Regions from separate parts of the Mus musculus genome. Here all the other regions are linked to region 3. The links are chromatin loops, found by intact Hi-C in ENCODE. Cell type or tissue: heart. All regions are shown on one strand.

Region 1 (8,000 bases), 100 kb before region 3:
ATTTTTTTCCACTTTGTGCTTTTAAATCACCTTAAATTTTCATTCTAGGTATGACCCCTTTTGCTTTTTACATGAACAGCAGATTTTGTACACTCATACGCTATGCCAAGAAAATACCTGGTTTTGGGATAGCATTGGAAATGTAAATGAAGAAAATACCTAATTTAAAAAAAAGAGAGAAAATACCTGGTTAAACTAAACATAAGAGAAAAACTCAAAACACATTGTAAGCAAAACAGTTGAGGCTGTTTTGGTATAGCACAGCATGTTGTTTCCAGAAACATTTCAAAACCATATTCTGATTTTTTTTCTTATTTAAAACAGTATCAACTGATATAAACCTAAGCTTAACACATACTTTAAAAGTACTTATTTGTATTTATGTGTATTGGTGTTTAACTTGCATGTGTGTCTAGGCATATGTTAAGTGCAGTGCTCCCAGAGGCAAGAAGACATCAGATCTCCTGGAACTGGAGTTACAGATGTCTGTCTGTGAGCTACAACATGTAGGCACTGGGGATCGAACTTGAGAGAGTCCTCTGCAAGAGCAACAACTGCTCTTAACTGCTAAGCCATCTCTCCAGCCACGAAATTTGATTGTAAAAGAACAGTTCTTATCACACTAACGAAAAAATGCGAAGTATTTTTATAGCCAGGCTCTGCTCTCAAAAATGATTATCTTAAAATATCATTGTGTAGTTCAATTAATTGGTTTTCTAACTTGTTTGCTCAAGTGCTGGAATTATAGGTGTGAGTCACCATTACTGGCTTCATTTTGGGCCATGTTGTAAAGTAAAATTTGCTTTCATCTCAACAGTAGTTTGGTCTTCTGTTTGGTTAGTTGATTGGTTTAAAGCTGAGGATCATGTAGCCTAGGCTAGCTGTTCACTTCCTGCCTCCACCTCTGGAGAGCTGAGACTTGTAGTGTATGGCAGCATATCCAACATCATGAGTGTTTTAAGTCTCCTTTCATTAAGAATGCTTTGTTTTTTAAAAATTTCTTTGCTTTGTTCAAAAAAAAAAAGTAGGCCATCTGACTTTTAGAAGTTTCCTTATCCCGAGCTTGCCTGACTGTATATTCACAACATTGGGCAAAACAACCCCGAGAGTCCTGAAGATGCGTAAGAATACCTTGGTGAGCAGCTACACAAAACTTTGTACCACACAGAAACAGGCCCAGAGCAGCACCAAAGTCAGCTTCAAGTCCAAAAGGGCAACACTGAGACTGAGCAGGGAAGACCTTTCCTGCATTATAAAGTGAAACTGTTAAAAATCCGACCCCTGACAGTTTCACTCTTGCTCTTTGCCAAAAGCCTGAGACATGACAGACTCTTGATATTTTTAATAAATTTATAACAATAATTTTGGTTGAAAGTTTCGACAATTTTTATACTCTAGAAATTCATTCCTTTGTGGTAATATTTTATTTGGCTCTAGTTATTGCTAGGTACCATTCAGCAGCCTTGAAACTTATCAAATCTGATCATATATATATACTTGAGTTTTACTGTAATACCTACATCTACCTACTTCAGCTGGAAATGGCATTCTCCAATCAGTTTTTTTAAAAAGATCTCTCTCTCTCTCTCTCTCTCTCTCTCTCTCTCTCTCTCTCTCTCTCTCCCTCCCTCTCTTTGGGTAGCCTTTCTGATTTTGCTTTGTAGATACAACATCCCTGTTTTTTGTTGTTTTTTGTTTGTTTGTTTGTTTTTTGTTTTGTTTTGTTGTTGTTGTTGTTGTTGGTTTTGGTTTTTTCTTTTAGATATATTCTTTATTTACATTCCAAGTGTTATCCTTTTTTCTGCATTCCCCTCCAAAAACTCCCATCCCATCCCTCACTCCCCCTGCTTCTATTAGGGTTCTCCCCCACCCACTCACTCCCTCTTCCCTAGTCTGACATTCTCGTATACTGGGGCATCGAGCCTTCAAATGACCAAGAGCCTCTCCTCTCATTGATGTCCAACAAGGCCATCCTCTGCTACGTTTGCGACTGGAGCCATGGGTCCCTCCATGTGTATTCTTTGGTTGGTGGTTTAGTGCCTGGGAGTTCAGAGGGGTCTGGTTGGTTGATATTGTTGTTCCTCTGAAGGGGCTGCAAACCCCTTCAGCTCCTTCAGACCTTTCTCTAACTCCTCCACTGGGGACTCCTCACTCAGTCCAATGGTTGACTGGGATCATCTGCCTCTGTATTTGTCAGGCTCTGTCAGAGCCTCTCAGGGGACAGCTATATCAGGCTCCTGTCAGCAAGCACTTCTTGGCATCCACAATAGTGTCTGGGTTTGATGCTTGTATATAGGATGGATCCCTAGGTGGGGCAGTCTCTGGATGGCCTTTCCTTCAGTCTCTGCTCCACACTTTGTTTCCATATCTCCGCCCATGGGTATTTTGTCCCCCACCCACCTTTGTCTCTTTATTTTTATGTATATGAGTACACTGTCACTGTCTTCTGACACACTGGAAGAGGGTATTAGATCCCAGACAGATGGTTGTGAGCCACCATGTGGATGCTGGGAATTGAACTCAGGACCTCTGGAAGTACAGCTAGTGACTTTCACAGCTGAGTCATCTCTCTAGCCCTGCCCCAATCAGCTTTAACATACAGAAATTTGACCTTAGATCAGTGCTACCATTTTAAGAACAAACATTTCTTCTGACACCTTTATGGTAAATGAAGGTAGAGAGGGAAGATGTGTGTTGGGATGGGGGGTGGGGGTGGGGCGGGGAGGCGCGGATAACTGCAAATATCACATAGGGAGTAACAATATTCAATATTGTTGTTTCCACATGGAGCATTACTGTTTCTCATGAACACAAAGTCTGCTTGTGTTATTCTGCTTCGTTTCTCAATGGTCTCTCTCTCTCCCCCACCTCTGTGGGGGGGGGGGGGGAGGGGGAGTGGGCGTTGTGGTGATAACCAGATTGAGTTATCATGTTTCTTAGACCTACCCACACTGTCCATTCTTGAGGTTCCCTTCTGGATTGCTTTGGTTTATGTCAATGTGACACAAGCTAGAGTTATTTGGCAAGGCAAACTCTCATTTGAAAAACTGTCCCCATAAGATGGCTTGCTGGCACGTATTAGTTCACTTTCGTAGGGTGAACAGGGTGGGGAGTGCAGGGGTTCAGTCTATTGTAGTGGAGTCACTCCTGGGCTGTTGGTTCTGGGTGCTACAAGAAAGCTGGCCGAGCAAGCCTTGAGTGAGCAAGCCAGGGAACAGATTCATCAATGACCTCTCCTTCAGTTCCTGACTTCCGGTTCCTGCTCTGAGTTCCTGCCCTGGCTTCCCTCCACACTGAATTGTCATCTGACAGTTATGAGCTTAAATAAACCTCTTGATCTTTTCCCAAGTTGCTCTTGCAATAGAGACCCTAACTCAGGCAGGCACCAACAAAACAATACTGGCAATTGCTACCACTGACTATGTTCTGTAGAAACAGGAAAATGCTACCTCCCCTTTCTACACCATCTCTAGCCTTCTGGGAACTAGAGGAGCAGTGTGTTGCATCTTCATACTTAATGAAGTCTTTCAATAAACATAGACCGGGGTATCTGCCTATCTAACATTGGGACAAAATTCTATTATACTGTTCAGCCTCCACTCTTTGAAATACAGTAGATGATTTTTCCTAGAAGCTGAAGTCCTTTAATAAAGTAAATCCATTATTGCCGGGCAGTGGTGGCGCATGCCTTTAATCCCAGCACTTGGGAGGCAGAGGCAGGTGGATTTCTGAGTTCAAGGCCAGCCTGTTCTACAGAGTGAATTCCAGGACAGCCAGGGTGACACAGAGAAACCCTGTCTCGGAAAAAGATAAAAAAAACAAACAAAAAAAAAAAAACAAAAAACAAAAACAAAAAAAAACTAAATCCATTATTGACAAATGTAGGTCATCAAGACAAGAAATGGCTTTTGAATTTTGTGGATCCATGTGTCAAAATAGGTTCTTGGGATAAAAGCTTAAACAAAAATCCATGATCTGTGCTGTTTTAAAGTGTACATCTTGGGCTGGAGAGATGGTTCAGCAGTTTAGATCATTAGTGCTCTTTGAGAGGTCCTGAGTACAATTCCTAGCAACCACATGGTGGCTCACAAGCATCTGTAATGGGATCTGATACTCAATTCTGGTGTGTTTGGAGCCAGCTACAGTGTGCCTGTATAAATAAGTAATTCTTTAATGTGTACAGCTATATCGATTGATCATTGGTTGTTTGTATGTGGGTTGTGGGGGCAGATATACAACAGCCTATGTGTCCAGGTCAGAGGATAACTTCTGTATGTCTGTTCTCTCCTTCTACCACGTGAGTCCCAGGAATCAAACACGGGTTATTAGGCTTGGTGGGAAATATCTGCTAAGTCAATTCACTGGCCGTAACATTTACAAATTATAAGAGAATAAGATGATTAAATAATTCATTTACACCTGATTAGTTAAGTAATTACAAGTAGACAGCACTAGGAAAAAGCTGAAGGGTGCCCAAGAAAATCCAGATATTAGTGGCTTTTCTCAACACCTTGACTAGATACCTATCAGAGACAACTCAAGATTTCTTTCGGCTAAAGGTTTTGGAGGACTCATGTCAATCCTGGGAGAGAAGTCAGAGAGTGAAAACAACTGAAGTCTATAGCAGCGGCAGCCTGATGCAGTTGATTACAGTCTAAGTGTTCGCTGACAGACTTCCTAGAGAAAAACAACCTAGGCTTTCTCACCCCCAGAAGGGCACCTAAGGCAGACACCAAAGTAACAATTGCACCAGTGTTCAATAATCTGATAACCATTTTATTGGTGATACAGGAGTATGGGTAGGAGTAGGGAGAACTCAAAAGGAGCCACACTATCCAAAAGCTCACGCCAACACAGTTCTCTACACATTGACTTATCCTTTATCTCTGTAGTTGGAATGGTCAGAGTGTCTACCCCTAACAACTATTTATTCCTTTTTATAGTATAGGATCAGGGACCTCAAGAATCTTCCAAGTTAGTTCTGGGTATGGTGGCAAATGCCACTCACTACAACTCTTTAGCCCATGGGACATATTTCGGACTGGCTGTAACACTCAGCATGTTGATGTGAAGTGGGGATTTATGGTTTCTTTGGAGACTTGGTTGTGTCATATGATGTTTTTCTGGAAATTTTTTTGCTGAAGCAGACTCGTGGGAAGATATTTTGCTGAGAACAGACACATGGTGTCTTTCTGGAAGCTTCCTAGAAAAAGGATATGAGATGTTTTGCTAGATCGGATGGAGGCTTGAGGGAACACTTGATGTTTGAAAAGGGTGTAAATATAATCCAACAGACAGTGGACAATGCTATGTGGACTTGGTTCGCCTTGCCACTCTGCTGATCATCATTTGTTGGAACTTCGTAGAGATGAACACTCCAAAAAATTTTCTGGAGGCAGCTTCTTGTAGCTTCGGAGGACTCTGATTGGCAGAATTTCTGGGTTTCTTCTGGATCAAACTGCCGTTGCTGATGTATAAATGATGTTTGCAAGTGGATTGAGCTGCTGCTGATTCATGTGAACGAAACTGTTGATATCCTGGCAATACAGATTGGATTTTGTACTGCAAAAACTATGTCTAAACAGGGTCCCAGTTTCCTTTTCCCTATTAACCTTTCCTTTCCACTACCTCTGGTGGGTGGTGGGCTAGAAGGAAGATTAAAGCATTTCAGTACCTTTATTAAAAGTAGGTTTTAAGAAATGTAAGCCTACAGTGACGTATGCTTACAATCCTATTACTTGGGAAGCCAAGGCAGGAGGATTAGTAGATTAAGACCAGCCTGGGTTACACTGAGGGAATCTGCCACAAAACAAACAGTTCTATTATTGATCTACTGTGAAAATGAAGGCAACTTAGCTGGCGATCCTTTACTGACACAACCAGGGACTGGTGAATAGACACTGGCCCTCTTCTTCAAGCTCCTTTTTATAGTACATCACAAAAGTAGGAACTTTTTTTTTTTTTTTTTAGTTTTTAGATTCTCCTTTCCAAGATATAAACAGGAGGGGTATCTTGCCTAGCATCACATGTCATGTACCCAACCGGGTAAGAAGTAAGCACTTAGGCCATCTTATGACACATCCTCTTTTGCTACTCCTATAGTTTGAATCTCAGATACTCCTACCCCAATGTTCAATTGGTAGTGGCACTTGGTTGCCATCTGAGGGGTTTTGGCTAAATGCCTAGATTCTGATAACTCTGATCTAAGGACATTGATTAATCCCTTGGTAGACTTATAATATGATGACATTATTAGGAGGTGGTCTAGGTATTGGCTTTTGAAATAGTATTTGAATGAACTATGCATGGACAGCCCAGGTTGTGTTCATCACCCTGAGAAGTTAATCCTCTAGCCCTCATTTTGTGGCTGTCATGCCTACAAGGTGTATGTTTTCCTGCTGCACATGGACAGATTTCCTTATACATTACCTCTTTTCTTTTGCACTATCTTGGGAAATGGAAAGCTGAAAAGACCAATCCTGAAAGACCAATCCTACTAGCTTTGACTACCACATTGAGTTTGGAGCCTACTGTGGTAGAGAATGCTTAGCTGCAACCCCAGGTCTCTGGAGGCCGAGACAGTAGGACATTGAGCTTGAGGCTATAGAGAGCTACCTTACAGTAGGATCCTCAAAAAGAAAACACAGAGAAATAAGATGGAGAAATTTATTAGTTTGAACCTTACATTTTGGGAAACTATGGAGAGTTTAAGTAGGAGGAAATAATATCATTGAGGCTGTCACAGAGGGACATTATAAAAATACTTCACTAAAAATGATTTATTTTTATGGTAACTGTGATGGTTATTCTTGGTTGTCAACTATATCTGGAATTAGCTAAAACCCAAGTTTCTGTTTTCACCTGTGAGGAATTTTTGATTGAATTATTTGAAGTGAGAAGGCCCACCCTAAATCTGGATTTTTTTTCAAATTACTTAATTTATTGCTGGAATTTTATAAATACACATGTATCATTTTATTCTGCTGCCCTAAATGAAATTAAAGTCTCATTTATGGTCTCCCGTGAGTTACATATTTTGTGCTTTTATTATCAGTGGAGAAACTTTTGAAATTGAAGACTGTTAAAGACTTATACTTGGGGCTGGAGGGATGGCTCAGCGGTTAAGAGCACTGGCTGCTCTTCCAGCGGTCCTGAGTTCAATTCCCAGGAACCACATGGTGGCTCAGAACCATCTGTAATGGAATCCGATGTCCTCTTCTGATGTGTCTGAAGACAGCTATAATGTACTCATAATAAATAAATAAATCTAAAAAAAAAAGACTTATACTTACTTTTTTTTTTCAATTTTTTTATTATATATTTTCTTCATTTACATTTCAAATGCTATCCCGAAAGTCCCCTATACCCTCCCCCCACCCCGCCCTGCTCCCCTACCCACCCACTCCCACTTCTTGGCCCTGGCGTTCCCCTGTACTGGGGCATGTAAAGTTTGCAAGACCAAGGGGCCTCTCTTCCCAATGATGGCTGACTAGGCCATCTTCTGCTACATATGCAGCTAGAGACACGAGCTCTGGGGGGTACTGGTTAGTTCATATTGTTGTTCCACCTATCGAGTTGCAGACCCCTTCAGCTCCTTGGGTACTTTCCCTAGCACCTCCATTGGGGGCCCTGTGTTCCATCCTATAGATGACTCTGAGCATCCACTTCTGTATTTGCCAGGCACTGGCATAGCCTCACAAGAGACAGCTATATCAGGGTCCTTTCAGCAAAACTAAATCTGGATCTTTTGAGGTAGGAATATCCACCTTAAGTTTCACTACACCTTCTGATGGTAGCCTGTATAAAGCACCTGGAAGAAGGAAATATCTGCTCTTTGCCTGCTTGTCCTTGCTATTTCTGGCCAGTCCATTCCTTCATTGGTATTAGAGCCCACTTCAGAATTCCTGAAGATACAGAAGAGCAGCTGAGACATCCAGCCTTGTGGACTGGAGAACTACTAGATTCTCAGACTTTTAGTTGGTTACAGACATTGCTGGATT
Region 2 (8,000 bases), 170 kb before region 3:
AAAGATTTACCCATAGGATGTTTTAGTTTTTAGGTTTTATTGCTATCCTAAGCAATAGTGACAGTGGCCATTGCTGTATGCCCAGTTTTGCTAAAACCTTTCTTAAGCATGGTAATGGGAGCTCTGCCCAAGTATCTACACTGCTACCCAGCTCTAGCTATCTGGTTACTTGCCCATACCAAATATACTTAGTCCACATATACATTATTTGGTGGTCCCCAGTTGATAATGTCACTTGTGATCTTTCTGTGCAACAATATCATTTTGCTATGTAAATGTAATCCTTTGGTGGGGCTTTTATGGCCCCATATAATCCAAGGATTCTGAGAGTGAAATCTCTTTATACACTTGGCATAAACAGAATCATTGTTTACAGATGTGCTGTGCTTAAAAGATTCTCTATTCTCATTCGGATTTGATCTGTTGCCTTCTGAGGCCTTTAATCTTCCGTGGTGACCTTCCCTGCATTGCTTATCTTCTAGGTAATGTTTTTGATACTTAGCATATGCTGATAAAAGCTCCAAGGACAGGTTTTATTAAGGAGCTTCAAGTGGCCATCTTGTTTGGCAAAAGTGGTTCCCTTCCACTTAGGATTTCTGGAGTCTAATCACTAGATTTTCAAGGTTGTTTTCTTCTTTTAAAGTCTGTTAAATAGAGGTGCTTAATGTGCCAACCACAAGTGGGTAAGTCCTATTGACTTGGTCCACAGGGATCTCCTTGCTCAATGTTGGGATACTTACTCCTGGGATCAGCTTCCAACTATTCAATGACTAGAACAGACACCCTCAGCAAACAAAGAAACCAGCCCAAGACACCAAGTAACAGCAGCTGCCAAAGAGACTCTGACTGCCTTGTGAGAATTGAGTGGACTGACCAACAAGTTTATATCTGGTTTAAGATACATTCTTTCAGCAGCAAAGGATGGAAATCTGTCCCTTTCCAAAATAGGACTGGGTGATAATTCCTTATAAAAGGATAATCCCGGTGGAGACAATTCCCCTTCCTGAGAGCAGAAGCCAATCTTCTAGGGCTCAATGAGGACAGCTAACCAAGTACCATACATCAGCAAATATCGTCAGCAATTACGGGATCTGTGGATTACACAGCTCACAATTTGCATCACGAGTTCTACAAGGAAACCAAGACACTGATTTACCTTTGCTTGCTATTTGCTCAGTTATTTTAGCTCACCAAATTCCCCTTTGGAAAAGGTGTCATTATTTTTGTTTTACAGTGTTGACCAACCTTTGGAATAGGGGAGGCAGATTTAATATGCCTAAGTATGTTATTAATACAAGTTGGCCAAGCTAGTCACTAATTATTCTGCCCATGTTTTTCCAAAGCTTAAGTAACACTTACCCAAAGTCACTGGTCATATGAAAGGTTTTAGTTCTGTAATACTCAATCTGTCTTCGGTTGAGTTTCCTGGTCTGCTCAACTTCACTTTACTGTTCAAAGACTTTTCTTTTAATCTCCCTGCATTTTCTTAGGACTTACATAATTTAATTGTTACCTCACTTTACCTCTATTTGTGAAGGGATCTATGCTTCAAGTTCTTGACTTTAAATGGATCCCTGGCCAAGCAATTTTTAATGACGATGAGTTGCTTTTTGTTGTTGTTGTTGCTGTTATTAAAGGTCTGCCCCCCCCTTTTTTTAATGTACTTACGTTGCTTACAGATTGCATGTTTATAAGACATTTAAGTAACTATGCAAGGAAGTCTCTAAATAGAAGTGCTAATAAATCACAAAATTCGGTACACAATAAGAGAGAGCACAACTTATGATTTCTCCGGCCTAATGTGCAGAAAAACAGGGAACAAAAGGCCTCAGTGTTATTGGAAAGCTGAGTTCTCCAAAGCAGGTAAAGGTCCTGTTTACCTGTCCTAGACAAGCGAGCAGAAAGGGTTTTCAGATAAAAGCTGCCCTTGTATGATCAGAAACAGCTGCACTCAGGCTTCACTTAGAAGCCTAGATTAAAAGGACACTGGAACAGGACTGAAGATCAACAAAAGGGGAAAGCTTAGCTTTTGACGCAAAAACTTACATCAGCCCTTGATAAAGCCGAAGATTCTTAATTTAAAAAGAAAAAGAAAAAAAAAAAGCTTCCCCTTAGCAAAAGCTAACCTTTCATTATCTGAGAATGAGCAGCAGTACAAAGGATGCATGTGATTTCGAAATGCCACAAACGAGCCAACTGCAGTTGCCAGAATCAGCAGTTTAGGGGTGTAACCTAAAAAGAAAGGGGGTGGGGGGAGAAGAAGAAAGGCTAGGAAGCAACTAGGCTTCACGTGCCTCGAAAGAAAAAAAAAAAAAAAAATAGGGACATTTCCTGGGTTCCACCGGCTAATCTCTGCGGAGAGCCTTCCCACACGTGGAAGTGCCCGTGGTGACGAGAATCCCTAGTCCCAGACTAGGGCCGGGCTCTGGAGCGGTGAGTCAGCCGCCCAGCGGTCATGCGACATCAATATGGAGTGATGACGGAGATCCCCGGGCGCAAGGGCCAAGGTAAACCGTTGGCCAGCGCGACAGAGCTATGGCCTCGGGCTACAGGGTTCCGCCCGCCGGAGAGGCGTTCCAAGTTGAGGCGAACTCGCGGCTCTAGCGACCGGAGCGTTTGGTGGCGAGGACCAGCCAGCACACCGCGCCATTCATCAACCGGTTCGCACCGGTGGCGGCTGCCCCGAGTGACGTCTGCGTCCCGGGCCCCGCCTCGAGCCGCAGGCGTCCCGCGCCGTGATTGGCTGCCGCCTGTGCGCACGTCGCGCCGGCTATAAAGGGGCGGACTTGTGACGCAGGGGCGCCTGGGCGCGCGCATTGGCTCTGGGCTGCGGCCGGCTCGGCGACGCTCCTCGGGCAGCTCACTGCATGGTCGTCTGGTGCCCCCGCCGCCTGCATCCCCGCCGCCGCCCCGCGACGCCCACCGCCGCCTGCCCTGCCGCCGCCGCCTGCGCCGCCTCGGGACCGGCTGTATGATTAGGCCACAATCTTCAATGAGTAGACATATTCCTGTGAGTACCGCGGGCCCGGCCTTTGTTAGAGCGAGCGACCGAGGAGGGAAAGGAGGGTGGCCGGGCGACCGAAACGCCGGCGGCGGGGCCCGGACCCGGAGCGACCGGCAGGGCAGCCCAGCGGCTTTGTGCGCGTGCCACCCTGCGGCCTTTGTTCCGAGAAGCCGCGCGGGCGTCGTGGACGTGGCCGGGGCGGGGCGGGGCTGCGGGGGGACCGGGACCGGGCGCCCGGGGCCTCCCAAGATGGCCTCGGTGGCCGCCCGCGCTCGCCACCGTGAACCCGTGATTGCGGACCTCGCGACTGTGCGCGCCGCTCAAGCCCGGGCTTGCCGATCGCCGCCGGGCTTCGGTAGTGGCGACCCGGTCGGCGGAGGGGGACTCTGACTCGGCCCCGAGGCGGGCTGCGCGTGGGGCGGTCCGCTCTTGGGCTGGAGCAACAGGAGCTGCTGGGCAGAACTGCGCGGCTCCTGTTGAGCGAGCAGCCCTGCACCATTCCACCGCTGGCGAGCTGAAATTTCCACGGTGTCGGAACGGTCTGTGCGGTGACCAGAGGTCTGGATTCCGGAGCTTAGGGGTCATGAATCCTATCCTGGCTTGCTTTTTTTAATTATTATTATTATTTTGCTGTTTGCTTCGTGCCGGCTAAAACGGTTGGAAAACCAGAAAATCGCGATCTGTTCCCGGAAGGAAACAGCGCTTGCACACGCGCTAGATTGGGCGCGTTACCTGAAACCTGAGTGTATTTGGAACAGAATTGGATAAAGCAGATGATCCCACAGACTGGTTTGATTCTAGAGTCTGACAGACTGAAGCTAATGCTACACACATACACACACACAAATGATCCTTTTTTTTTTTTTTTTTTTTTTTTGCTTATGGTGCATGCAATTAAAATGGGACGATCTCGTCGTGTATCTTGGCTGCCTATCATGTTGAGGTTTTGCCTGTGAGGGAGTGGGAGGATATTATTAAGAAGGATTTCGGTGGTCTCCACTGTTTTAACAGAAGTGTCCTCCAGCCACTGGGTGGCTCCACTCATTTCAAAGCAGTTCAGGAAAATTTTTTTCTTGCTGCCCTCCAGCTTCCTAATGGAACTCTTTAAAAGCTATATCGGACCTGTGTATGAATGTTCAATAAAGTGCCAAATTAACAAAAACAAGGAAGAAAAAAATTTAGGACCATTTTATATACACGGGCAAAAGATTTTTATATATGCAATATATATACATATGTATGTATTTATATATATATGTATATATATAAATAAATAATATTTTTGAGATTATTGGAGGGAGTCTGCTCTCTGAAGTATTAATCTTTACTGGTAATTTACACTGGGTTTTTTAACGCACTGAATAGATGTACTTTGTGAGGGCACGTGTCGGGAATAAGTTGTCTTGCTTGTGGTACCTCCTAGTAAATAAGAGTTTGGGGGATTAGTTCCTTTGTTTCACTATAAAAATAGTCAGGGAATTTTTGACTGATTTTTTTGTTTGTTTGTTTGTTTTTTTGTTTCAAGATTTTACTTGAGTAGTTTGCTCTGAAGGACAACGGTTGTCATTGAGTGTTCTTGTTACTAAGTGCAACTGCTTTTCTTTCCACCACAAACTGCCTAGAGTAGATAGACCTTAAAGGGTTTTGTTAATTCCCATTTTACTTCTATTGGGTTTATCTGAAAGGCTTTTATGCATAGACTCTGAAAAAGTATCGTATGACTATGAATATACTAGTTGGTGCTGGCACCAATCTGCTTTAGCTTTTTTAAGGAGGAACTTATGGAAATGTATCTGTCAATGATCATAGTTATGGTTACATTGTTTGAGACCATTAGAAAGTCTTGATTTCCTCTTTTCATATTTGAATTGGATTTTAGCTTTGCAGCAGAGAAGTGGAATTGGAGTTTTAAAATAGCAAAAAGATAATATTGTGTATATTTTATTTGAACTTGTCTTAAGTAGGATATGTTTGAAGATCTAAGTAAGTCCATAAGTCCGTATTTATAAGAGCCAATCTGATCCAAAGAGATGGCATAAAAATTCTTAGGATCTTTTAAGAAGGAGATTGCTTACAGTTTCACTTAGAGAATTATCCTGCAGTGCAATGTGGTTTATAGAAACAAGATGGCCTGGCATTCTAGGCAGCCTCCCTACTGATGAGTCCTAGCGTCTTGTTTAAGTCTGATCGATTGGGATGGAACCCACCCTCCCTCCCACACACTTCACTCCAGAGGTTAGTGACAGTGCCAATTGCAGACTGAGAAGCTTTACCTAAAGCTATAACTGTGCTTACACTATTCTTAAATGTAAAGGAGCTGCTACAAAATACAAAAAGGCAGGCCCCCAAATTTAAACTTTAGAGACTAAAATGTAAAGGGGTAATTGCATTAAAAGTGTTTTTGTTTTGTTTTGTTTTGTTTGGAAGAAAAGCCATACTCCTTACTTTGAACCCAGTAGCTTAATAACATAAAATATGAAATCAGAACTAGTGGGCAGTTGAAATCACTGTCTGTGAATTCTGCAAGCGTCAGACCACATGGCGTCTAGAGTAGTGTCTATGAACAGCAGGCTAAGGCAGTATAGAAGACACAATTCGGGCCAGAATAAAAGTGTAAAGAGAGACGGACTAATTAATTAAATCCATGTGTCTAGATGTGTAAGTGGAATTCCTATGTAGCTGTGACTCTGAGTTCTTGATTGTTGAGAGCTTCACTTTAATGGGCTTGTGATTGCTCATTTTAGGCCTATTGATTTAAAATGCAGTAACCTTGAATTTTGTAATGCAAGTAAAAGTCAAATTAGCTTGTCTCTAATTTGAGCAGCTGTGTACTTAGTGGAAAAAGCATGACATATTCCTTTTGAATTAGAAAATAACTTTTTTTCCCTTTCTTGCTTTCCTTTTCTTCTAAACAGCAGTTCTGTGGTGTTCTCGGTCACACATTTATGGAGTTTCTGAAGGGCAGTGGAGATTACTGCCAGGCACAGCACGACCTCTATGCAGACAAGTGAACTGTAGAAATTCATTACTACTCCACCAAGAAACCCCCATAAGAGTGGATAACCTGGACACAGGCGTGTTGAATTGAAATCTGCAGAGCATTTGACAAGAGCTCAGACCTGGATGGGGTAAACCTCAGTGCACTTCCTTTGTATTGCCTCAGTATTACTGGATTGAAGACTCACTGCTTCTTGTTAGGAGGTTCATTTCATTGCCCGTTTCTCCCAATTCATACTCAAGCACTGAGAATTTCAAGTGGAGTATATTGAATATTGAAGTAGACTTCAGGTTGTTTTTTGGTTTTGTTTTGGTTTTTTTTTTTTTTTTTTCTGTTTTGGTTTTAAATCATTTCTGTATTCAATTTTTTAATTCTTTCATAACCCTATTGGGTGTTTTTTTAAACTAAATTAACATGGCTCGAATGAACCGCCCTGCTCCTGTGGAAGTCACATACAAGAACATGCGATTTCTTATTACACACAATCCAACCAATGCGACCTTAAACAAATTTATAGAGGTAAGATACAATTTTTAATGTCCTAATTGATGACAGTTAATAGTGGGTCTGCTTGAAAGTGTCTAGCTCTCGCTCCCAGAGAAGAAATATTGGAACGGTAGAAGTGTGCTACACTTGAGAACTATGTAGCCCTAAGTTTGCTTAGTTAAATTTACAAGGCACAGAGTTTTTCCTATTTCTTCTTAGCCTAGTGTTGTAATCTTCCATTAGTTGGTGTCTGATTTTATTTGTGCTTTAAGTCTAGTTTTTAGCTGCTAATTCTGCTATTTTCTGATGGCAGATAATGAGGCCTCCCAACTTGCTTGTACTAGGAATTGGAATTTAATGCCAAATAATTTAATTGAGCTTACATTTATAAAGTATAAAAATCTACATATGCTTAGATAGCAAATAGAGAAATATTTAAATGTTACATAATTTTTTAAATTTTGAATTACAATGTTTCTAATGTCAGCAGGGTTGAGTTATAATTACTTAATGTGTCCTTAGGCCTTAAGTTTTTATGATGGCTTTTTAAAACTGAAATCGTGACATAACTCTCAGACTTAGGTCTGAGGAGGCTCAGTCAGTAAAGCAGTTCACTGCTCATGTAGAGAACCCTGCTGCTTCTTCAGAATCCATATTTAGAAAACCTTGAGCGGTTGTAGGTGGGGCAGGGACACCTTGGGCTCCGTGGCTTGCTAGCCTCGCCTTCTGGTAAGGTGCCAGACAGTGAGAGAGCATGAGGTGAAGAGCACCTGAGGTTAACCTGGTGCCGCTCCACCTGCACCCAAGTGCTCACAGCATTTTGCTTTTAGTGTGTGTTTTACCAGAATTCCTCCATCCACACCCCCCAACATAACACGTAGCATTTAGTAGCCCTCTTTACTCTTAATAATGTGAAACAAGCATATTAAACAGGTTTTGCCATTTGTTTACCAGCATGATCAAAAGAGGTGCAGATGGCACAGCAAGAATACGGTTCCAGAAACCTCATTAATGTTTTTAATATATGCATTGTTTCCTAGGAACTTAAGAAGTATGGAGTTACCACAATAGTAAGAGTATGTGAAGCAACTTACGACACTACTCTTGTGGAGAAAGAAGGCATTCATGTTCTTGTAAGTACTTGTGTTTTCATGTCTTCGTTACATACACTACAGAAGTTTATTCAAATCAGACCTCATAGCTTTTAAGTCAAGGCAAAATCCTACAGTAGTAACATGTGATTACATTTTTTGTCTGCTCTCAGTGTGAGAGTCTTCCTGCATTGCCCAGTTAGCCAGGAAAGTGCTGTGAATTCCGCAGGCTGCCTCCTCTCCTGGATTTGGGGATAAAGGGATGCGCAGTGCCTTGACAATTTAAAACTCTGAAACTTTTCTTTTGAATCAGGACTGGCCTTTTGATGATGGTGCACCACCATCCAACCAGATTGTCGATGACTGGCTAAGTCTTGTGAAGATTAAGTTTCGTGAAGAACCTGGTTGCTGTATTGCTGTC
Region 3 (8,000 bases):
TCATCAAATGTGTTTATGTGTATATATGTATATGTGTATATATGTGTATGTGTGTAAAATGGTTGGAACTTGATCATTGGAACTCTGCTCCATCCATCCACAAAATGCATGTATGTGTATGCGTGTAACGTGGTTCAAACTTTGCTTCATCCACGCAATGTGTGAATGTGTATGAGTGTATGTGTGTATGTATGTATGTATGCATGTACGTATGTGTTTATGTATGTGTAAAGTTGTAGGAGCTTGTTCATTGGAGCTTGCTTCATCCACCAGTGTATGTGAGTGTGTGCCTGCTTTACATTGCCTCCAACTCCACATCACTTCCTGGGACCTCTGAACACATTGTTGGAGCTGGTGTTCATCAGCAACCCATATAGAAGGACACAGAAGAAGGATGCTCATGCTTTTACCTGCTTGTCCCCACTCTTTTCTGCGAAGTTCATCTAACTGGAGGCATTCCTTTGCTGGGATTAGAACCTACTTCTATGGGATTGCAGTGGAGACAGAAGACAAGCCCCTCTCTAGGAATCCTGATGGACTCAATCCCTACATTGGGACTGAGACAGCCAGTCTTGTGGATTGAACAACTACCAGATTATTGACGTTTCCATCAGGAGACAGTCATTGTTGGAGTACCCAGACCACAGCCTGTAACACACACACACACACACACACACACACACACACACACACACACACACACTATCAGCCCTGACTAATACAACCACCTCTTCAGAGCTTCCATTCATGCCCAGGTCCCTGGATGAGTGAAGTATTGAAGCAGATCCTTTGAGTTAACAGGTGTAGGTGAATATATTTGAAAATTAAAATAGCTATATTTTAAAACATAAATGTAAATTTCAACAGACTTTCCCGTATTTTAATCTAGAACATTAAAATGTTTGAGTTATCCTAAATAAATATAAATAGGGAACAAGTAAATTACACCATAAGCACAACCATAAGACCTGAGCCTGAAATATTTTTAATTTTGTGTTTCCCCTATGCCATAATAACTCTCACATATATTACAGATTGAAGCTACACAGAGCTCTTCCTAGATGGATGAAAATATATTCCACACATAGCAGGGAAGACAAGGAAAACTGACAAGCCCACAAACATTAGCAAGATTTCACAGCAGGTAAAAGCACCATAAATCTAACATAGAAATCTCTCATTACAGTGGAGCTAATTTCTGTCACTTGTTTGTACAATTCCAGTACTTTCCCCAAGCTCAGTTCTAACATTAAAAAATGCCCTACATAATATTTCATAGCCTTTTAGCTTATTGTGGACTCGGTTATACATCCCATGTACACATACAGCTCACAGATGAATGATAAAACCAACCTCGTTGAATCTACCACTTCCCTCATCAACACAAAAACATAGCCCAAAGAATTCTTGAGATCTGGACAGTCACAAGTGTATTGTCTCTGTAACTTTAGTCTTACACTCAGGGAGCTTAACCACTGCCCTAAATGAAGGAAAATAATTTTTTTTATAGTTTCAGTTTTTTAATTTGGCATGTTTGAAATGTAGTGTTCCACTATTTATAAGCCACCGTGATGGCCTCTGAGTCAGGACTACGTGAGGATCCAGCTGTGCACAGGGTTGTAGCCATGGCCACTGATATGTTACAAAGAATAGACGTTCAGAATTGTTGCATAGTTGAAATCATAGTCTTTTTCTTATGGCTTTAATTGCTTTGAAATTTATCTATGAACCTTTCCCCTAGTATGATATTAAAAATACTATTTTATTTTTAAAGACGGTTTTTTACTATGTATCCTCAGCTGGCCTCGAACTTGCTATGCAGCAGACCAGGCAGGCCTGAAGCTTATAGAGCACCACCTGCCTGTGCCACCTGAGTCCCATGCACTACTGTACCTGGCTACTACTGAAACTTTATGCTATTTCCTGAAACAGTTACAATTTTTGTCCCTTGTACAAAGAACCAAACTCTTTGTGCATCTGAAAAATATCTTGTATTTTGTTTAGGGCACAGATGCAATTACAGGTCTCTGCAGGAATGTGTTACTATGTAGCACATCCCTTCCTGCTGATGGTTGTGTCCCTTTGAAAATAGTCCCATGTCTCTTCTCTGTACTCTTAGTCTGCTTGTCTATTCGTGCATCAATGTCACGTTGTCTTAGTTACTCCAGTTTTGCATCTTGATGTCTAGAATGGCAAATTATGTGGCTTTGTATTTCTCTTGTGGGGGTCTTAACTATTTTCAACGTTTTGCTATTTCATACATTTCCCCTTCAGCTGCTCAAAAGTATTATTTTCTTGGTGTCTGATGCATTAAATCAGGTATCCTCATAAGGTGTTAAGTTGAAAGTCTGATGACTTCATCAGGCAGCTTTAGGGATGAGCCACTTCCAACCCTGGAGCTTCAGAATCTTGCTGCGTTTTATTTCCTCTCTGCCAGTTGTTGTCACTTCAGGCGAAAATGCCCTGCAAAGTCTCATCTTAAACGCAACACCATTTCGAATAATCATTCAGTGTTCCCTGCTTCCCCTAGATTCCATGAATGGAATTCCCTGTTAAAAAAACCAAACCAAACCATACCAAACCAAACCAAACCAAACCAGACAGACTAACAAACAGACAAACTCTTACAAGGGGTTGAGAGATGGCTCAGTGATTATGAGACCTTGCTGCTCTTGGAGAAGACCTCGGTTTTGGTTTCCAATACCTATAAGGTGGCTGACAAACGTCCATGAATCCAGCTCCGAAAGATTGATTGATCGCCCTCTTCTGGCTTCCACAAGTACTGCAATCATGTGGTACACAGGCATAAAAGTACATCCAGGTTTCTCTCTGTACACAAAACAACAGAAACCTTAGAACGTTTACAAATATCTTCCCCGTATTTATTTCCTTTTCTTCCATAGTTCCATATTTGATGGATATTTTAATGGACATTGTGACACTAATGGATGAAATGTTATACACACTTTATATAAGCAATGCTGTGACAAAACTCTTGCAGCCCAACATCTGTATTTATAATTATTTGCCTAGGATAAAGTCAAGTGCCAGTATGACTTTTGGGCTTCTAAATCCATATTCTGGTCTCTCCTGCATAATAATTCTACCAACTTGTATTCTCTTTATCAGTGTACAGGAATGCCTTAAACCAATAGATTTGAATAGAGTTGAAGCAAAATGAAGCGTACTATAGGTCTCTTGTATTTTATTTTTGGCCCTAATAATTCTTTCATAAAAATGATTATTTGCCTTTGTGTATTTGTCAAGAATGCATTTGTTATGGCCAGTCTCAGTTGTGAGTACGGTGAGATGTAGAAAGACCTGGGCGTGATCTAGATTGACCATTGGGCATTCCTGTGGAGGATTTCCTTGATTAGGTGGGGAGTTGTGCCTACTGTGGATGGTACCATCCCCCTGGCTGGAATCCTGGTCTGAACAAAGAAGAGGAAGTAGCCCAGAATAAGCAGCTTCCATTCTCCACTTCCTGTCTGCATACAATGTGACCAGCTGCTTCAGGCTCCTGCTGCGTTGACCTCCCTACCATGATAAACTGTGAACCTCAATAAATAAACCTTTTGTCCCTTATGTTAATTTAGCTGGGATATTTCATCTCAGTAGCAAGAAAAATAACTAAGACAATACTTGTTTAAAACTCTCATTTACTTCCTATTTGTGCCTCATAGGATTTATCTTCCTAATATGTGTATTTCTGTGCTTGTTGGTGCACAAGGCTCTCTGTTAGGTCATGTAAGACAGGCAGCTGAATGTGAGAAGCAAGCTGTAGCTTCCGGGGTGGTGTGCTGTGCTAGGATATGAGGCCCCAGATGCATTTGCTAAGAAGAGGAAACCAGAGTGTGGTGGAGAGAGCAACTGCTGGAATCCAGAAACTGGTGGATGAGAACACACTTAACCTGACAAACTCTCCCACCAGTGCTCTCCTAGACTCGGACACAGGAGGAATTTAAAATTAAAATTGTCATCTGTTTAGAACTTAGAGGTAGAGGCATAAGGCACACACTCAAATGCATTTGTGGGAATATTTCCACTGCATTAGATAGGATATGTGTATATCATATACGTATATGCAATGTTATATAATATAAAATAATGTATAATATAATATAATATATCACACATATAAAACATATATAGTAGGAAGTTATGTTTGTTGTGTGTAAGTTAATACATTTGAAGAATATGATAATCTTTAAAATGAAGACCAACAACACGAAGAATTAATCTCTTACAAAATCATATACGACTTTGATTATTGTTTGAATATTATGAAAGAGGTAGGCAAATTATAAAAGTTGAACGAGTAAACTAAGCTAACGTCTTTACATTTTTCAATGATGGCTGCGCCACCTAGTGGCTATTTCATGTACTTGCAAGAAGACAAAGCGAAGGGCAGTTTTTTGTTTGTTTGTTTTTTGTTTTTGTTTTTTTCGAGACAGGGTTTCTCTGTATAGCCCTGCGACCTGTTGATTGGATTGCATTTAACATCCGGTCCACTCACACCAGCTTCTGGCTTGTTTGTCAAGTTCCAGTCATCCTACTTGGGTTTGATTTCCCCTTCCCTATGGGTGGTCCTGGGGGATCAAACTCGGGGCTTCACAGGAGCTAGGCAAGAGTTCCCATACACAGTAGCTCCCCAGCCTTGAGGGGCGTTTCTTGTGCTGTGTAAAGCCGGATATTGACCCCAGTCATAGAGTACTTAGGCTCAGCATGGTGACAGTTTACAGCAGCGTCTACATTTTGAAAATGACTAAAAGCAAATTGTGTTTCCGTTTTACAATGTTGACATATCTAAAATGTAATATACATGATACATTTATGTCTTGTATTTTTTATCAAAAAAGAAGTTAGTGGAATAAAACTTGCTTTCAAAATACATACAAAACCCAGGATTGTATATAGTTAAGCTAGAATAGCTTTACTATTCTATATATTACATCTATTTAGTTATTTATGTGTGTGTGTGTGTGTGTGTGTGTGTGTGTGTGTGTGTGAGCCTGGAGGTCAGAGGACAGCTTGCAGGAGTCCTTTTCTCCATTCACTGTGAGTTCTAGAGTTCGAACCCATGTCTTTAGGCTTAGTGGCAAGGGCACCCACCTGCTGAGATGTCTCACTGGACCTAGAACTCTGTTAAAGAAACAAACTTAAAAACAAAAACAAAAACAAAAAACAAACAAAAAAAAACCCCAACCCTTTCTATTCAGTAACAACAGTGATCATTTTCTGTTTCTCTGCTGCATCAGGAACGTTAAGTGGTCTGACATAAGTTTTGCTTATAGTATTGTACCATGAGAGCGGCCTTAGAACACAAGCCTAGTGCCTGCCTGTGTTCTGAACTCCAAACAGGAAATCAGGGCTCTCAGCACTCAGCAGAGGGTGGGCTCTGCACACACCCCTCTCCCTGCTTCTAAAAAGCCTTTCTTTTACGTACCAAAGCAAACTTTCCTCTCCCTAGCCTTGAGGGACGGCTCGAAAGGAACATTTTACACATTTATATACATTTATACGGCAATGCCCACCTGAACTCCAGTACTCCGGAGGCTGAAGCAGGAGGATAGCTTTGACCTGCTTAAGACTGAATTTTTATAATTAATTTCAGACACCATGAAATTTATGCTTCTGGCTTAAGACTTGCTTCTTGGGAATTTAGATTTTATTTTTCATCTCTGTTAGTTATTTTCAGAAAAGATTGAATTCAGCCTTTTGTTATCTATAATGTTATAATGTTATTTAGAAACTCAATATTCTGCTTTAGGTGAGAAACAAAATGAAGAGACATAAGAGTAGAAGCTGGGTGTGCGCAGAAGAGAGCTTCTTAGATGTGACTAAGGAGTATATCATAAACACACACACTTTCTTTTCCCAAGTTCAGCGGCTTCAAGTTTGGAGGGCTATTATGGTAATGATTGTGACAAGAACCAGCTGTACCTCAGCTAGTGATTAACACAAAGTAAATAGTTTTGATGTTATGTTAATCAGAGGATCCCCAAAGTGGCCACAATGGTCTCAAACAAGAACATGTACGTGTGCCACCACCATGCCTCAGCCCCAGCCCGTGACAGTAATTTCTATAAGACAAGCACTTAGTCCCTGTAAGGAAACCTAGGAGATGCGTGATTACTGCTCACGTCTACTTATTATGTAAAGGAAGGCTTTCCTGGTCAGCTGTGGGCTACAGCTTTGTCCTCACGCATTGGCTGAGGAAATCTCAGGGTTTGTGCTGCCACACAAGGTACTTCTAATTGGGAGAAAATGTAAAATGTGAAATGTCACTTGAGGATAAGTTCAGTATTTTTTTTTTAATTAAGAACTTGCATGTAGTAGATAAAGAACTCAGAAGGTTAACAATTCAACAACTACTTTACAATATATGAGCCCAGGTAGACTGGTTCCCCAACCTCAAAGATGTCTGCCTACATCTTAATCGTCGCAATACCTGTGAATGCCATGTTTCATAGTAGAGAAATGAGGTCACAGATGACACCCACTCAGCTGACTTTCAGACTGGAAGGCTATCTTTGTTTATTTGGGTGGGCAAATGGAATGGCATACGCCTTTAAGTTTGAGGGCACCAGAAGAGAAGGTCGGAGATTGTAACAGAAGCGGACCTCTCTTCTCTGGTTTTACATATGGGGAACTGACCAGGACCTGAGGAAAAAAAAGCGGCTCTTGAAGCCAGAAATGGTAAGGAAATGGATACCCCTCTAGTGTGCTGCCTATTCTTTGTTGTCAACTAAGAATATGGCCTAGAATCTGGCCCAGGGATGGAGTCATGTAAGGAGAATTCTAAGTGCTTGTGGCAACACTCCAAGAAACACACGACAAAAGCCTCACAACTCTGTTTCTTCAAAACAGAAATGTTCTTGGAATGGAATTCTGTGCTCCCTCTAGGTGCAGCAGAAAGGAGTGTTCTTATTTCAGATTCATTATTCCTGCTTGTTATTGATAGTCAGTTGAATGTTTAAACTGTCCTCTGTGTGCTTCTATGAAAAGACACTTTTTGTCATTCTTAGCTTTTCTTTGTTATTTTATGCAGCTTGAACTCATGAGAACGTTACTCATATGAACATTATTAACCCTCAAAGTATATGCAGTCTGCTGTTGTGAATTAAATTTGCTACAGCATGACACAAATCTGCCTTCTTTATTGGCTCCATTCTCCCAGGTCCCACTGCCTGTAAAGCAGTGACTGTCACCTACATCTGGAGTTAACCAACCTCAAGAGACTGGGTAGATGTGCCTGTGAGGAATATTTTCTTAATTAAATAATTTGCAGGGGGAAGACCCACTTTTAATCTGGATCTTTTGAGGTGGGAAGAGTCACCTTTAATCTGGGCCACACCTTCTGCTGGCATCCTATGAAAAAGACACAGAAGGAGGAAGCTTGCTCCCTTTGCCTGCTTGCTCTCACTCTTGAGGGCAAGTTCATTCTTCCACTGGCATTAGAGCCTGCTTCTTCAGGATATTGATGTATACTGAAGACCAGCTGAGACATCCAGCTTTGTGGACTGGATTCATGGACCTTCCATTGGTAGACAGCCATTGTTGAACTAGCTGGGCTACAAACTGTGTGTGTGTGTGTGTGTGTGTGTGTGTGTGTGTGTGTATGTGTGTGTCTGGATGAGGTTAACATTTGAGTTGGTAATTTGAGGAAGGCAGTTTGCTCTCACTGGTAAGGCTAGGTCCGAATGACACTGCACACATGGTCCCCATAATTAAGTAAACGAATAATTTAATTTTATAAAAGAGAATTTATATGCTAATGACTAATGTTGGTTTAGGGACCATACTTTAAGAGTTATTACACAAAAGCCAATTTCTGGCAAACTGGTAACACAAGGAAAAGATGTAAGTAAGCAGTTGTGTTGGGAAAAGACCCTGGTAATGACAAAGATGTTTGCTGTCAGTAGTTCTGAATTTTCTGAAAGGCATTGGCTGATTCTTCCTTCCTTCCTTCCTTCCTTCCTTCCTTCCTTCCTTCCTTC

Evidence for each region. Hi-C counts contacts between places; a loop is a spot of excess contacts. Peaks named below come from ENCODE experiments on the same cell type or tissue, not always from the same donor. Only the 100,000 strongest peaks of a DNase experiment are listed, where the experiment ranks them.
Region 1: it touches region 3 in a loop (6-fold over the local background); 8 of 42 quality-filtered maps call a loop at or near these places.
Region 2: a loop joins it to region 3, with 4 times the contacts of the local background. A loop is called at or near these places in 31 of 42 quality-filtered maps.

The regions. Positions count from the first base shown.
Region 1 is chr1:30,878,427-30,886,426 of GRCm38, reverse strand. No RefSeq gene overlaps it. Among named protein-coding and RNA genes, the nearest start is that of Phf3, 19 kb to the right of the region's middle. In heart, a CTCF peak has its summit at 4,078; no DNase peak of the experiment used is centred here.
Region 2 is chr1:30,944,559-30,952,558 of GRCm38, reverse strand. Ptp4a1 (protein tyrosine phosphatase 4a1) reads left to right here and starts at 2,804. Exons shown (of 6, transcript NM_011200.2): 1 at 2,804-3,010; 2 at 5,920-6,521; 3 at 7,529-7,621; 4 at 7,893-8,000. The coding sequence starts at 6,417. LOC115487084 (a long non-coding RNA gene) reads right to left here and starts at 2,688. Exons shown (of 1, transcript NR_164183.1): 1 at 1,221-2,688. In heart, a CTCF peak has its summit at 4,045 (motif pointing right); DNase peaks (open chromatin) are centred at 2,458 and 2,738; H3K4me3 peaks cover 3,518 bases; H3K27ac peaks cover 2,400 bases.
Region 3 is chr1:30,775,221-30,783,220 of GRCm38, reverse strand. No RefSeq gene overlaps it. Among named protein-coding and RNA genes, the nearest start is that of Gm39615, 79 kb to the right of the region's middle. In heart, CTCF peaks have their summits at 2,792 (motif pointing left) and 4,376 (motif pointing left); no DNase peak of the experiment used is centred here; H3K4me3 peaks cover 294 bases; H3K27ac peaks cover 288 bases.